Linked DNA regions of Homo sapiens: region 2 is linked to region 1. A link is a loop called in an ENCODE intact Hi-C map of the cell type or tissue named here. Cell type or tissue: Calu3. All regions are shown on one strand. Links, peaks and the distances in the headings refer to the core of each region. The heading gives the core; the rest is flanking DNA.

Evidence for each region. Hi-C counts contacts between places; a loop is a spot of excess contacts. Peaks named below come from ENCODE experiments on the same cell type or tissue, not always from the same donor. Only the 100,000 strongest peaks of a DNase experiment are listed, where the experiment ranks them.
Region 2: a loop joins it to region 1, with 2.2 times the contacts of the local background. A loop is called at or near these places in 2 of 110 quality-filtered maps.

The regions. Positions count from the first base shown.
Region 1 is chr1:218,485,842-218,493,676 of GRCh38, forward strand. No RefSeq gene overlaps it. Among named protein-coding and RNA genes, the nearest start is that of LINC02869, 20 kb to the right of the region's middle. In Calu3, for the core only: no CTCF peak of the experiment used is centred there; a DNase peak (open chromatin) is centred at 3,369.
Region 2 is chr1:218,819,747-218,827,581 of GRCh38, forward strand. No RefSeq gene overlaps it. Among named protein-coding and RNA genes, the nearest start is that of LINC01710, 95 kb to the right of the region's middle. In Calu3, for the core only: no CTCF peak of the experiment used is centred there; a DNase peak (open chromatin) is centred at 3,625.

The sequences.
Region 1 (7,835 bases), core at 964-5,963:
GTGTGTATATATATATATAATTTGTCTCACAAAATTTTAAGTTTAACTTTATAAAATAGTCATTTTTTCCATGTAATTACAAACTCCTAGTAATCATATTTTAATGGTTGAGTAATAATCCAACTTATTCTTATATCAGTCCTTATAGTAATATTTTTGTGTGTATTTCTGTATTTTTTAGTAGAGACAGGGTTTCACTGTGTTAGCCAGGATGGTCTCAATCTCCTGACCTCGTGATCCACCTGCCTCAGCCTCCCAAAGTGCTGGGATTACAGGCGTGAGCCACCACGCCTGGCCAGTAATTTCTTACTTTCTACCTAATATAAATAATTTAATAATGAGAATCTTTGTGCCAACATCCTCTTCTCTCTTCCTCTTTTCTATGTTTCCCTACTCACAACCATAATGGCAGCTACCAAGCAACTTTCCTAAAACATGTGCCTTGCCTTGATGCAAATCCGCAACATCAGCAAAACAAATTTAAATGCCTTAGCCTGGCATCCAATATACTTCATACGCTGATTCAGTCTACCTTCCAAGTCTCATCTTTGACCTCTCCTGTATTCTAAACTCCAGTCATACTCACAGCTTGGGAAAAGCCACATGCACTTGCAATTCTGCATAACTGTTCATGCCATTCCTTCTACCTAAAATGCTCTTCTCTCCATGCCTATCTGTGAAACTTCTGCCCAATGACCAATCCTCATTCCAAATTTCATTTTCTCTTTCAGCTCTTTCTAACCATATTAAGTTGCTGTGCCTCCTCACTCCTCTGTTTCTCTGAACTCAGACTGTCATGCTTGATTTTATGTTTCATTGTTGTATTTGTGTGTCTGGAACCGTTGGCTCAAAATGTTATTATAGAAGTGAATGAATTGTGTGTGTTTTATATACGTACCTACCACGTTACCTGAGGACAAGGCCTAAGATATATTTATCCATGTTGGCTACAGTGTCTACCAAGGTCCATGCATATATAGGTCCTTAATTTTCAAATAAATTAATCTGTGCTGCTTGGCTTGAGCCCAGGAAACTACAGGAATTTGTAGCTATATAGGCTGAAATTGGAACTACAAGTTCTTGGATTATTGATTATCTAAGGTTGCTAAATTGATGCTATGAAGGACTTCTGAAATATTAGGATATTTACTGAAGTACATAACTATGCTAATGTTACAGACTTCCTAAAACCATGTTATGATGGAACTGTATGGGAACTTTGCAGTCTCTGGATTTGACTATTTAATTTTTTTGATAAGAAAACGGGGCCAGGGAGGTGCCTGATGCCATCAGCCATCACTGTTAGAGCGAGGCATGGGTCGAAAGTCTGTGCTTCTGGTCCAGGGCTCAATTGCTGCAACTTACTGTCTTGATTTTCTCAGGGCAGTCCCTGTTTTGATCCTTTATAATTAAAAGGAAGATCATCTTCAAAAAAACAAAACTTATCTAATCAAATTTAAGTTACCGTTTGTGTCTGGCTTGGGAAAATGGGGCCAATACTCAGAACGTGTAGTTTCTTTTCAATTTAATTGTGATTATTCATGGCTCTTAATTTTGTGTTACTCCTATTAGACTAGGTATTTGCATTTGAAAGCAGGTACCTGATTCTTCGGGACACTTCAAAGGTCAAATTTCACTATTAAGCTACATTTCCCTCAAAATACATGTTTAGGCCAGGTGCGGTGGGTCACGCCTATAATCGCAGCACTATGGGAGGCCAAGGTGGCGGATCACGGATCACGAGGTCAGGAGATCGAGACCATCCTGGCCAACATGGTGAAACCCCTTCTCTACTGAAAATACAAAAATTAGCTAGGTGTGGTGGTGCATGCCTGTAGTCCCAGCTACTCAGGAGGCTGAGGCAGGAGAATCACTTGAACCCGGGAAGTGGAGGTTGCAGTGAGCTGAGATCGCACCACTGCACTCCAGCCTGGGTGACAGAGTGAGACTCCATCTCAAAAAAAAAAAAAAAAAAAAAAAAAAAAAAAAAAAAAAACCATGTTTAGGTGCCAGAAATTCCTTCTAGCTGAGTAATGAATGTTTCTGAGTATTAAATAATCACAGTCACTGGAAGTTAGAAAGGATCTTAAGACTATTGATCTCTGTGATCTTATTTTATATTCAGGGAACTGAATTTTAAAGAGGTAATGGCTTTCTGAAGGCTCCCATAGCAGTCAGGAGCAGGAACAGAAGTCTTTCCAAGATAACACTCAGTTATCATCATCTTTGGGTAAAGTCAGAGGAAAATGAAGGAAGGCTTTGCCCTTATGAGGGTTATATAACAATGTGATAGTTATTGGCCACCTCATTAGTTAACAAGCATAGTAGAGATATTTCCAATGGAAAACAAGCCAGATTCAGACATTGATACGACCTGGATGATTCAAAGATGAGTGTTAAGAGACATCAAGTAGGGTGATGATGGAGATGCAAGCTGTTATTAAAACAACCCCTTGCCTTGTCATGGCCACAGCCTTCAGTCAGTGAGCTCACAGAGGTCTGGCACTTTCTTCCATTTGGTATCTCCAGCATTTGGAACACTGTCTAGCTCACATTAGTGAATGTGTTTCGAATGAATGAAGGGTCTGATGAGAGAGAGGTGACTAAACAAGTATGGCTTTGTAATTAAGAAAAGAAAGGAAGAGAGAGAGAAAAAATAAATAAATAGCAAAAACCAAAACTCAAATATATTTTTGATACTGAGTTATAAACATATAGTGTCTCATTAAGGCTTTGTTAAGTAAATCTGGCTTGGGAAATTGTACTTCAATCACTTAGATATGAAATACGAGGGAAAGATGAGTAAACTACACAGTATTGACCACACAAACAGTGAGTGAGAGACCAGATACAATCTACCCAAAGCTGGACTCCTGGGTATATATTTGCCCAATTATTTATTTATTCATTCATTCATACAACACCTGCATAAGTGCCATTTGGTTCGATACAAAACTGACAAGGTGACTACTTTTAAGGAGCTCACCATGTATCTACTCCAAATATATTCAGCGACTTCCCTCTCCACCCCCACTCTAAATGTGTATGTTCTATAGCATAAAATAAAATGAGAAAATACTAAAAAGACAACATTTTAAGGGAGTTTGATACTATTCTTTATGTGTTGTCAATAGGAATTTAAGGATGCCCACTTAATTCGTGATTTTGTCCCCAGACCTGGGAATTCACAAATGATTCTGGAATTTCCTTCAAACAAGATACCTTTCCTCCAAAGGCATTTGTACATCTCAGGAATGTAGTTAGTGGCAGCTGCTCCCCCCCCCCCCACCCCCGCCACCAACCAGGTCTAATGTCATAAACTCTGCAGGAATCCTGTCTGTGGTTCTGCACATTCAGGACTCGCAATCAGTCCTTACATGGGCAAAAGCTTGTTTGCTCTGCACTTGCATTAACCTCAGATCAGTTAAGCAAACCCAAAAACACAATGGCTTGGGTATAAGATACCATTCTACTTAGAGTGGCCTAAGATTTCTAAAAATGCCCACAGCAAGCAACTCAGGATGACTACCCAAAATGTAGATAGAGTAATAGGGAGATGTGTTCTAGCTAAAATCAACCAATAAACAGAAAACTGGTAACCCATGTCTGATGTTCTAATCCAATGTTGTTGTTGTTTTTATTTCATTGTTCTTGGTGAATTCTATTGAAAAGCAAAGATTCTTTTCAAATTCAAAGAAATTTTATTATATTATACAATGACTGTGTAAAAATTAAGATTATATAGTGAAGCACACTGAGCAGGGATGATAAATAAAATATTTCACTAGAAATGCATTCAACAGTCAGAACAGATACTGACCATAGACAACTGCTATGTTTGTACTGGTGCATATTAATACCAGCCCTGCTTCTGTGCTGAGCTCACTGATTTGTGTTACATGAAAATCACACTATATATCTCTTACAGGTGAAGATCAACACATAAAACATCTAAATTACATTTAATGCCCATTATACAGGTGAATAACAACATCAAACACAAGAATATTTATTCTTTGTCCCAACTTCATCCATTTCATCTTCTCTACTAGACTATTTCTATTAATATAAAAGCATATTGTATATTATGTCTTCCTAGTTAAAAAAACACAAAAAAAAGCCCAAAGCAAAATATTTCCTTTATACTATACTATCCTCTGTCTACTCTGTTCTACTTCTTTTCCTTATAGCAGAATTTCTGGAAATAATTTTTTCACACTCACTGTCTTCCTTTCTCTTTCTTTTACTTGCTCCTGAATCTCCTTTAATTGGGCTTTCCTCCCTCTTCTGAAAATGCTCTCATTAAAGTTACCAGGGTCATGCTCATTGCCAAATCAATGGGCACCTCTCAGACCTCCTCCGTGTGAATGTTTGCAGTATTCAATGCAGTTGCAGTTGGTTTCACTCTCCTTATTGAAGCATTCTTCTTAGCCTTCTTTGCTGAATCCTTCACTTTTCAGTTTTGAATGACATGTACACTCTTGGAGATCTCATCCAACTCCCAGACTTCAGTGACTACTTCTACAGAAACCTCCCCAACAGGGAGGCCTTCCTTGACCACGCACCCTGCAGTAGCAACCATTGCCTGTCTTTAGTCTCTTGCTCTGATTTGTTTTTCTTCATAGCACTTATTACTACCTACTGTTCTATGATCTATCTAGCTTATCTCTATTGTTTGCCTATTGTCTGTCTCCTCTGCCAGAATACAGCTCCAGAGGATAGAAACTATCTTGTTTACTGATGTTATTTTAATACCTGAAAAAAGTGCCTGTCCCAGAGTATGGACTCACTAAATACTTGCTGAGTAAATAAATGAATGTTCACAAATGGGGACTAAAAGGCTAACAAGCAAGATCTTTTTCACGCTATGTAAATTTATGAAAAGTGACCTTATTTTAATTTGCAATGGCAAATTATGGAAGGGCTTGGTCAGGTCTGCCATGGGTCAAATCCAGCCATGCTTGCTTGCTTGCTTGCTTGCTTGCTTGCTTGCTTGCTTGCTTGCTTGCTTTTTCTTTCCTTCCTTCCTTCCTTCCTTCCTTCCTTCCTTCCTTCCTTCCTTCCTTCCTTCCTTCTTTCTTTTCTTTTCTTTTCTTTTCTTTTTTTTTTGAGACAGCGTTTCACTCTGTCGCCCAGGCTGGCGTGCAGTGGTGCGATCTCAGCTCATTGCAACCTCTGCCTCCCAGGTTCGAGCGATTGTCCTGCCTCAGCCTCCGGAATAGCTGGGACTACAGGAGCATGCCACCATGCCTGGCTAAATTTTTGTATTTTTAGTAGAGACAGGGTTTCACCATGTTGGCCAGGCTGGTCTCTAACTCCTGACCTCAAGTTATCCACCCACCTCAGCCTCTCAAAGTGCTGGGATTACAGGTATGAGCCACCGTGCCTGGCCTACACATTTCTTTTACATATTGTCTGTGACTGCTTTCCCATTGCAGTGACACAATAGAGTAGTAAAGGCAGAGATAATGTATGGCCCACAAAGCCAAAAATACTTACTACCTGGGACTTTCCAGAAAAAGTTTGTTGGCCCCTGGTTTATTATACACATTAGGTAGGCAGTAAAATGTAAAGGTTAAGAGTATAGCTCTGGAGCCAGATGTCCTAGGTTCAAATGCCATTTCCTCCTTTGCCCTGCTGCAGCCTTAGTTAAGTCACCTCTCCTCATTCTGTCTCAGTTTTCTCAACCATTAAATGGAGATAACACCAATACTAACCACACTGGGTGGTTGTGAAGATAAAATGAGTTAATACTTGTGAAATACTTAAAATCTTCCAGAAATATACTCATGAATATTACTGTATGGTGAGAAAGTAATTGAAACTGGTTTGAAAGAATTGAGGGCAGGTATATCAAAGTGTAGCTATGTGCATTTAATTTATCCTGACAGACATATTACAAACGACTAAGTTCATTTCCCTCCTTCACTGGTTCATTCTGTTGGATCTTGGGTTAGTTGGTATGAACAGATACATTTTCCTTCTGTTGCAGATGGAAAAATTTACACGTAGACTGTGTTTTTCCTTAACTAATTTTTGCGGGATACATACAAAAAGCAAATAATCGGTGTGTCATCTACTGTCTGTTTTGATGGAATTTGGGAAAAAACTCAGCTGAAATCAGACAGACAGGCACTGTGTGGGAGTCTCTATGACGATTTGTCTGGTGGTCCCCTTTTCACTGGATTTTACCCTGTTAGGTGGACAGTGTCAAAGGCATCCTAGGATGACTCCCCAAGCATCCTCGTAAATTTCCTCCTCTGGTCTTGGTCTTCACACTTGGAATCTCTGGTGTGATTTGTCCTGTCTGCTCTTCAGTGTCCAGGTCAAGTTCTTCCTCTTCTGGGATGGCTTCCAGTGAGCTCTCCATTCTGTCAATGCCTGTGACCCATTCACTTGTCCCCTAGCTGAAGGCACTTGTTAACTTTTTAATTTTTAATCTTCTAAAAAACATCCTATTTTCACTAACTAGAGTTCTATTTGATTGAGGTAAGGGATTGAACCTTCCTCCTTGGTATGCTCAGCACGTAAGAAGAGTGCCCTACACAAAGCATCTGCTTGGAATTGGCTACCATCGATCTATCAATGGAAATTCTTTTTTTGTTTGTTTGTTTTTGAGACATAGTCTCACTCTGTCGCCCAGGGTGGAGTACAGTGGCATCATCATAGCTCACGGCCCTCATGAACTACTGGCCTCAAGGGATCCTCTAAAAGTGCTTGGTTTAACAGGCATGAACCACTATGCCCAGCTAATTGACAGTAGTTCTTAATGTGGTTTCTGGGGTGCAGCACCTGCCAATGTCTTCTGCCTCCTGCATCTTGTTCTCACGTTCTGTGCTCTGGCTATCACGCTCCAACCTTCCATGCTCACGTCCTCCTCATGCTAGTCCCTATGTCTGAATTGCCCTCTCCTCATCTTCACATTGTCAACTGCCAGTCATCTTTCAGATATGAGTTCAACAGTCACTGCTTCAAGGAAGCTTCTGGAACAGGTTTTCTCACTGTAGACCAAGACCATGTTGGGGCCTCTCCTCAGACTGCTCTGCCTTTTCCTTCATGGTACCATCATATCCATAGTTATAGACTGAATTTTTATGTGGTTATCTGGTGAATGTCTATCTCTTCTACTAGAGTGAGCTCTCCATGATGAAGAACAACGTTTGCTTAAATGACATTTTATCTCCAAGATCTAGTGTAGTGATTGACTCATAGTTTTTGAATGAATGAGCAGTGAGTAGCTGACAAAGATAAGGGGATTATTACACTCTTGCATAGTGGGAAAATGTATTCCATAAAATTTTGCTGACTCTCTTCCATGTGCCAGTGCTGCGCTGGGTGTTGGGGATGCAGCACAGAACAAAGTAGGGGTGGGAAGAGGTGAGATGCAAATGCACAACTTTCCACTTTATATCTGTGCTTAGTCCAGTGGACAGCGAGGGTTTCTCTCTTAGTGAGCCTGGCTTGGCTTCCCAGGTGTAGAGAAAGCAACTATTTTGTCTAGAATTTTCTGTCATGGTTTCCCAATATGGTCATTAGTGAGAAGGTATTAAGTCTGCAAAACTGAGGCTTTATACCAGGTACCCCTCAAAGTCACTATGGCCAATTAAGAGCTTTTTATGCAAGAAGGACATTTTCTAATTGGCTTATATCTTTCTTCTCTCCACATTCCAATCCATCTAATATTAAACACCAGCAATTGTGCTGCTTTTTCTATTATCCATACTTTACTAATTATTTGCCCTCATACACTGCTAATTATGAGTTTTGTTTAATCCTTTCTGTTCAAATTTGCATACGTAGTATTCTTATTTTTTTCCTCTCAAATGACCATTGTG
Region 2 (7,835 bases), core at 1,576-6,575, 330 kb after region 1:
ATGTCACTTTTTAAAAAATTATTTTACTTTAAATTCTGGAATACATGTGCTGAACGTGCAAATTTGTTACATAGGTATACATGTGTCATGGTGGTTTGCTGCACCTATTAACACGTCATCTAAGTTTTAAGCCATGCATGCATTAGGTATTTGTCCTAATACTCTCCCTCCCCTTGCCCCCCACCCCCTGACAGGCCCCGGTGTATGATGTTCCCCTCCCTGTGTCCATGTGTTCTTATTGTTCAACTCCCACTTATGAGTGAGAACATGCAGTGTTCAGTTTTCTGTTCCTGTGTTAGTTTGTGGAGAATGATGGTTTCCAGCTTCATCCATATCCCTGCAAAGGACATGAATTCATTCTTTTTTTATGGCTCCGTAGTATTCCGTGGTGTATATGTGCCACATTTTCTTTATCCAGTCTCTCATTGATAGGTATTTGGCTTGATTCCAAGTCTTTGCTATTGTAAAAAATGCTGCAACAAATCCAGCAGCACATCAAAAAGCTTATCCACCACATTAAAGTGGGCTTCATCCCTGTGATGCAAGTCTCGTTCAACATAAGCAAATCAATAAACGTAATCCATCACATAAACAGAACCAACGACAAAAACTGCATGATTGTCTCAATAGATGCAGAAAAGGCCATCGATAAAATTCAACACCCTTCATGCTAAAAACACTCAATAAACTACATATTGATGGAACATATCTCAAAATAATAAGAGCTATTTATGACAAATCCATAGCCAATATCATACTGAATGGGTAAAAGCTGGAAGCATTCCCTTTGAAAATTGGCATAAGACAAGGATGCCCTCTCTCACCACTCCTATTCAACATAGTATTGGAAGTTCTGGCCAGGGCAATTGGGCAAGAGAAAGAAATAAAATGTATTCAAATAGGAAGAGAGGAAATCAAATTGTCTCTGTTTGCAGATGACATGATTGTATATTTCGAAAACCCCATCGTCTTAGCCCAAAAACTCCTTAAGCTGGTAAACAACTTCAGCAAAGTCTCAGGCTACACAATTCATGTGCAAAAATCACAAGCATTCTTATACACCAATAATAGACAAGGAGAGAGCCAAATCATGAGTGAACTCCCATTCACAATTGCTACGAAGAAAATAAAGTACCTAGGAATACAAGTTAAAAGGAACATGAAGGACCTCTTCAAGGAGAACTACAAATCACTGCTCAAGGAAATAAGAGAGGACACAAATATTAGATGGATCAATGAGACAGAAAATTAACAATGATATCTAGGACTTGAACTCAGTTCTGGACCAAGCAGACCTAATAGACATCTACAGAACTCTCCACTCCAAATCAACAGAATATACATTCTTCTCAGCACCACATTGCACTTATTCTAAAATTGACCACATAATTGAAAGTAAAATACTCCTCAGCAAATGCAAAAGAACAAAAATCACAATGAACTGTCTCTCAGACCACAATGCAATCAAATTAGAACTCAGGATTAAGAAACTCACTCAAAACCACACAACTACATGGAAACTGAACAACTTGCTCCTGAATGACTACTGGGTAAATAACGAAATGAAGGCAGAAATAAAGATGTTCTTTGAAACAAATGAGAACAAAGACACAACGTACCAGAATCTGTGGGGCACATTTAAAGCAGTGTGTAGAGGGAAATTTATAGCACTAAATGCCCATAAGAGAAAGCAGGAAAGATCTAAAATCAACACCCTAACTATACAATTAAAAAAACTAGAGAAGCAAGAGCAAACAAATTCAAAAGCTAGCAGAAGACAAGAAATAACTAAGATCAGAGCAGAACTAAAGGAGATAGAGTCACAAAAAACCCATTAGGAAATCAATGAATCCAGGAGCTGGTTTTTTGAAGAGATCAGCAAAATAGATGGACCCATAGACAGACTAATAAAGAAGAAAAGAGAGAAGAATCAAATAGACACAATAAAAAATGATAAAGGGGATATCACCACCGATCCCACAGAAATACAAACTATCGTTAGAGAATACTATAAACACCTCTACGCAAATAAACTAGAAAATCTAGAAGAAATGGATAAATTCCTGGACACATACACTCTCCCAAGACTAAACCAGGAAGAAGTCGAATCTCTGAATAGACCAATAACAGGTTCTGAAATTAAGGCAATAATTAATAGTCTGCCAACCAAAAAATGCCTAGAACCGGATGGATTCGCAGCTGAATTCTACCAGAGGTACAAAGAGGAGCTGGTACCATTCGTTCTGAAACTATTCCAGTCAATAGAAAGAGAGGGAATCCTCCCTAACTCATTTTATGAGGCCAGCATTAGCCTGATATCAAAATCTGTCAGAGACACAACAAAAAAAGAAAATTTGAGGCCAATATTTCTGATGAACATAGACACAAAAATCCTCAATAAAATACTGGCAAACCGAATCCAGCAGCACATCAAAAAGTTTATCCACCATGATCAAATCGGCTTCATCCTTGGGATGCAAAGCTGATTCAACATACACAAATCAATAAACGTGGTCCATCACATAAACAGAACCAATGACAAAAACCACATGAAGATGCAGAAAAGGCCTTCGATAAAATTCAACACTCCTTCATGCTAAACACACTCAATAAACTAGGTATTAATGGAACATATCTCAAAATAATAAGAGGTATTTATGACAAACCCACAGCCAATATCATACAAAACGGGCAAAAACTGGAAGCATTCCCTTTGAAAACTGGCATAAGACAAGGATGCCCTCTCTCACCACTCCCATTCAACATAGTATTGGAAGTTCTGGCCAGGGCAATCAGGCAAGAGAAAGAAATAAGGGCATTCAATTAGGAAAAGAGGAACTCAAATTTTCTCTGTTTGCAGATGACATGTTGTATATTTAGAAAACCCCAACTTCTCAGCCTAAAATCTCCTTAAGCTGATAAGCAACTTCAGCAAAGTCTCAGGATACAAAATCAATGTGCAAAAATCACAAGCATTCCTATACACCAATAACAGACAAACAGAGAGCCAAATCATGAGTGAGCTCCCATTCACAATTACTACAAAGAGAATAAAATACTTACGAATCCAACTTACAAGGGATGTGACGGACCTCTTCAAGGAGAACTACAAACCATTGCTCAAGGAAATAAAAGAGGACACAAACAAATGGAAAAACATTCCCTGCTCACGGATAGGAGAATCAATATCACGAAAATGGCCTTACTGCCCAAAGTAATTTATAGATTCAATGCTATCCCCATCAGGCTAATAAGTGAGAAAATAGATGTTCACCCAAACCAAGTAAAAAAAAATTCATAAATATCTATGTAACATGATTTAACTGATAATTCCTAAATAACTATTATAAAAGAATTACTCTAGTAGAATAGGGTTCTGAAAATGGGAAAAGTATGGAGGTGACTTTCAGTCCATTTTATAAATTCTAGCTTATAGGAAATTCATATATTACAAAGGAAAAATCTTAGAACAAATAGAATAAGTTGATTTGTGCTGTTCTTAGTATTGGCTTAGCAACTTCCACAGTTAGGCAAAATCATCACATCATGATAAAAGAATGCAAAAATCCTGTGTCTATATAAGAAATGTGACCTGCATTGCATAGTAGAAGAACCTCAGGCTTAGCCACATTGATGTGGTTTAAGTTAATATCTAACTTAGCTAGTTCCTTTCTTCCTTTAGTTCATTGCAAAGCTTTTTCTGTATCAAGTAGCATTCTCTCTCTCTCTCTCTGTTTCTCAGTAAAGCAATCCAAAAATACCATTCTTAGCTTTTGAGTAAGTCCTCAGTCATCTATGGAAGCTAGAGTTCAAAGCTTTGAAACACTGTTGTGCAATTCCCTTTTTATTCCCCTAATATAGTATAGCACTTAAAAAACTTTCTCTCCGTCCTAATCATTGTCATCATAAATTAAAAGATCATAATCAGTGTAGAGTAGCTGTTCCTCTACTGGATGGAAAACTCTTGGCACTTACACGTCCCTTAATTAGAGAATGGAAGCCATGATGATTCAGCCAATACTCACTGTTCTCTTGGGTAGAGAGTAGAGAGAGGCTCAGTTACAGCTCTTTGAAGATTAAGGTAAGAAGAACACAGGTTTTGGCGTCAGACTAGCAAGAGTGCCAGACGACTCTAGACCACCTATGAGCTGTGCCCTATATTTGTTTGCTAGGGCTGCTGTAACAATGCACCACAAACTGAGTGGCCTAAACAATAGACATCTACTTTCTCACAGTCCTGGAAGCTAAAAGTCCAAGATCAAGGTGTTGGCAGGATGGCTTTCTTCTGAGGGCCTCTTTCCTTGGCTTAGATGGCTATCTTCTCCCTGTGTCTTCAGATGGTCGTTTCTCTGTAACTGCTTGTGCGCCTAGATTTCTTCTTACAAGGACATCAATCATATTGGACAAGGGCTAGTCTTCATGATCTAATTTTATCTAAATTATGTGTTTATAGACCCTGTTTTCAAATATAGTCACATTCTGACATATTAGGGGTTAGAATTTCAACATATGCATCTTGGGTGGACATAATTCAGTGCATCAAATGTGCCCTCATCCAAATTCCTTAGAATTCTGGGGCTTGTTTATTTGGAATGTGTGACATGGTCAATTGTGAAGAATTGTGGATGTTGACCATCAGGTGAAGACCATGCTTCACATACCCAAGGTAGGGGTCATTGTCCCAATATAAGCATATTCATGTCAATCTCTACTTTTCACCATTAAAGTTGTTGCTTTTTAAATAATAACAATGGGTTTACCTGATGTATTCAAAGTATACATTTTTTAAAAATCTGTGTTTCCTAGAGTAATTGCCAAACCTAGCATACTACAAATAAAAGGATATTTATCTAGGTTGAATCTATAAAGACTTGGGATTTATTTAGAATTTACATACTTGGAGATTACTGCATATTAAGATGGCATAGCATCATATATATCCCTATATAATCATATTTATTGATTATTTTTATTTCTTCTTTTCTCCCAACTTTCACATCAAAATAATCACCAGGTTCATGATTATTTTGTGAATGTTTGTGTCCCCCCCCCAATTCATATGTTGAAACCTAACCCCAAGGCAATAATATTAAACAGTGGGGCCTTTGGGAGGTGTTTAGGTCATGAGGGTTCTATCCCAATGAATGGGTTTAGTGCCCTTATAAAAGGGGCCTGAGGAAGCTTGTTTGCCCCTCCTGTCATGTGAGTACACAGCTAGAAGGCAGTATCTATGAATAATAGGTCCTCACCAGACACTGGATCTGCAGGTGCATTGACCTTGGACTTCCAAGCTTCTACAAATACAAGAAATAAATGTGTGCTGTTTGTAAATGACCCCGTCTAAAGTATTTTGTTGTAGCTGCCATAATGGACAAAGACAGTCCACCAGCATCTGTTTGCTACATATGTTTCTCTCCCCATCTTTCCTGCCCTCATCATAGTTCAAGTCCTCAGCTTTTTTTTGGTGGCTGGGGTATGGGTTCTGTACCATTTTAACAGCCTTCTCATTGTTTTTTTTCTCCTTCTAGTCCTGCCATGTCATATCCATAAATACTGTGGTCAAGCTAATGTATCAAACTGCAAATTAGATTACATCTCTAACTCATAATCTATCAATTGTGTGATATTGTATATAGCAGTCTACCTGAAATAATAGTTATATTGGGACAGAAACTGCAGATAACAGTCACATGTGTGACATAGTCCAAGTAATAACTAATGCTATCAGAGGCTGTTCCATAGATAAAATTGACTTGATTGCTCCAACCATTATATACTTTTCTCTCCCATTTGTACGTGATCAGTCTATGCCAGCACCGATTTAGAAAATCAGATCTGAACTCCTTTTCACGACATTCAACACTAGTGATTGAGAAACCCCCAGCCAGACCTGGGCCTGCCCTCCAGTGATTTGGAAGTCCCCAGAGTTCCCCTTGTTGTCAGTTAGAACTCCATTCCTCTCCTTGTTGCTTGAAGTTTTCCATGAACAGATACCTGCCTTCCGGTCTTGCCATCACATTTCGATGGTACGTTTTATGCCATAATCACATCAAGCTCTCATGATTTGTTTGCCTGTTAGTCTCACTCCTAGCCTAAAAGCACCTCCATAGTATTTTCTTCAACTTTATTTCTCTGGTGCACTTAGAAATGTCAAAGCAATAACCACTTGAGATGAAAAAAATATCAGAAGGTATAGAAGTGACAGACACTTTCTGCACCTAAATATTTTTAATCTTCATCATGTTTATGGATATCTTCATGAAGAAATTAGGATAAGGGAAGAAAAGAAAGAAATGAAGGAATAAGTATGGGAACAAAACAATGAAAAAGAGTATGAGAAAGGGTGAATTCATCCTGATTTTGTATACCCTATCCCAGGATTCACCCACCCAATAATCACCAGACCTGTGCACACAACAAGGGTGGTCCAGCCATCCCAACTCTGCTGACTACAAGCAGGCTGATCTTGCTGCCTTCATGCTGTGTTCCTCCTCTCTTGCTCTTTTTGAGAACATGCCCAGCTCCTGATCCCTTGTCTTCATCTTCCCTTCCTGTTTTTGTTCCAATTTTGAATCTTTCTCAGTCATTGAGAACCATTTCTGCTGTGGCAGCTTGGCCATCACTCCAGACGAAACTTTGACAGAAAAGAAAAAGATTAAAAAAGTCAAGGAAGAAGAAATGAGAAAGCAAGGAAAAAATGAGGGAAAAGAAGAGAAGAAAGAAAAAGAAGAGAAGAAAGAAAAAGAAGAGAAGAAAAAGACAAGGAAGAGAGAAGGAGTCAAAGCATTTCATGGAGTTAATTTATCATTTTTCTCTCCACGATCTTTTATTTCTATTTGGATTATTCACTTGACTCTCATTTAGCATAAAGGCAGAAAATGTTTTCCTTAAATGTCCCATAAGAGTGGCTTGGATTTTTCACTCCATAGAGAAATCACAAAATTTTGACTCAATTGAATGTAACTAAAATTGTTCCAAAGAAGAATTATTATTAAAAAGCTCTTGGCTGTGAAAATGAGAGTAACTTTAGTCTGGAAAAGGATTTTTTGGAAAAAAAAAAAAAAACACACCCTCCTACTGCCTCTGAACTAAAGGGACACAAAAACCATGATAATAAAACAGGCCCATTCAACTTTCCATGGAAAGCTGTGACCCAAACACTTAACAAAGAAGGACAGTCTTGAATTAGCAGTAATGCTGGTGTTTTTTATACACACACACAAGAATGACTTTAAGGATACTTTTGTCAATCTTTTAGTCCTGATGAGCAAAGTTCATATTTTCTTTTAAAATTTTTAGGCTCAGGGGTACATGTGCAGGTTGGTTATAAAGATAAATTCGTGTCATGGGAGTTTGGTGTACAGATTATCTCATCATCCAGGTAATAAGTATAGTACCTAATAGGTATTTCTTTTCTGATCCTCTCTCTCTTCCCACCCTGCACCCTCAAGTAGGGCCCCGTGTCTGTTGTTCTCCTCTTTGTGTCCATGTGTTCTTGTTATTTAGCTCCCATTTGTAAGTAAGAACATGCGGTCTTTAGTTTTCTGTTCTTGCATTAATTTGCTAAGGATAACGGTCTCCAGCTCCATCCATGTTGCCACAAAGGAGATGATCTCATCCCTTCTTGTGGCTTCATAATATTCCATGGTGTATATGTACCACATTTTCTTTATCCAGTCTACCATTGATAAGCATTCATGTTGATACCATGTCCTTGCTTTTGTAAATAGTGCTGCAATGAACATAACACATGTATGTGTCTTTATGGTAGAATAATTTATATTCTTTGGGGTATATTATATACCCAATAATCATATTGCTGAGTGTAATTCCAT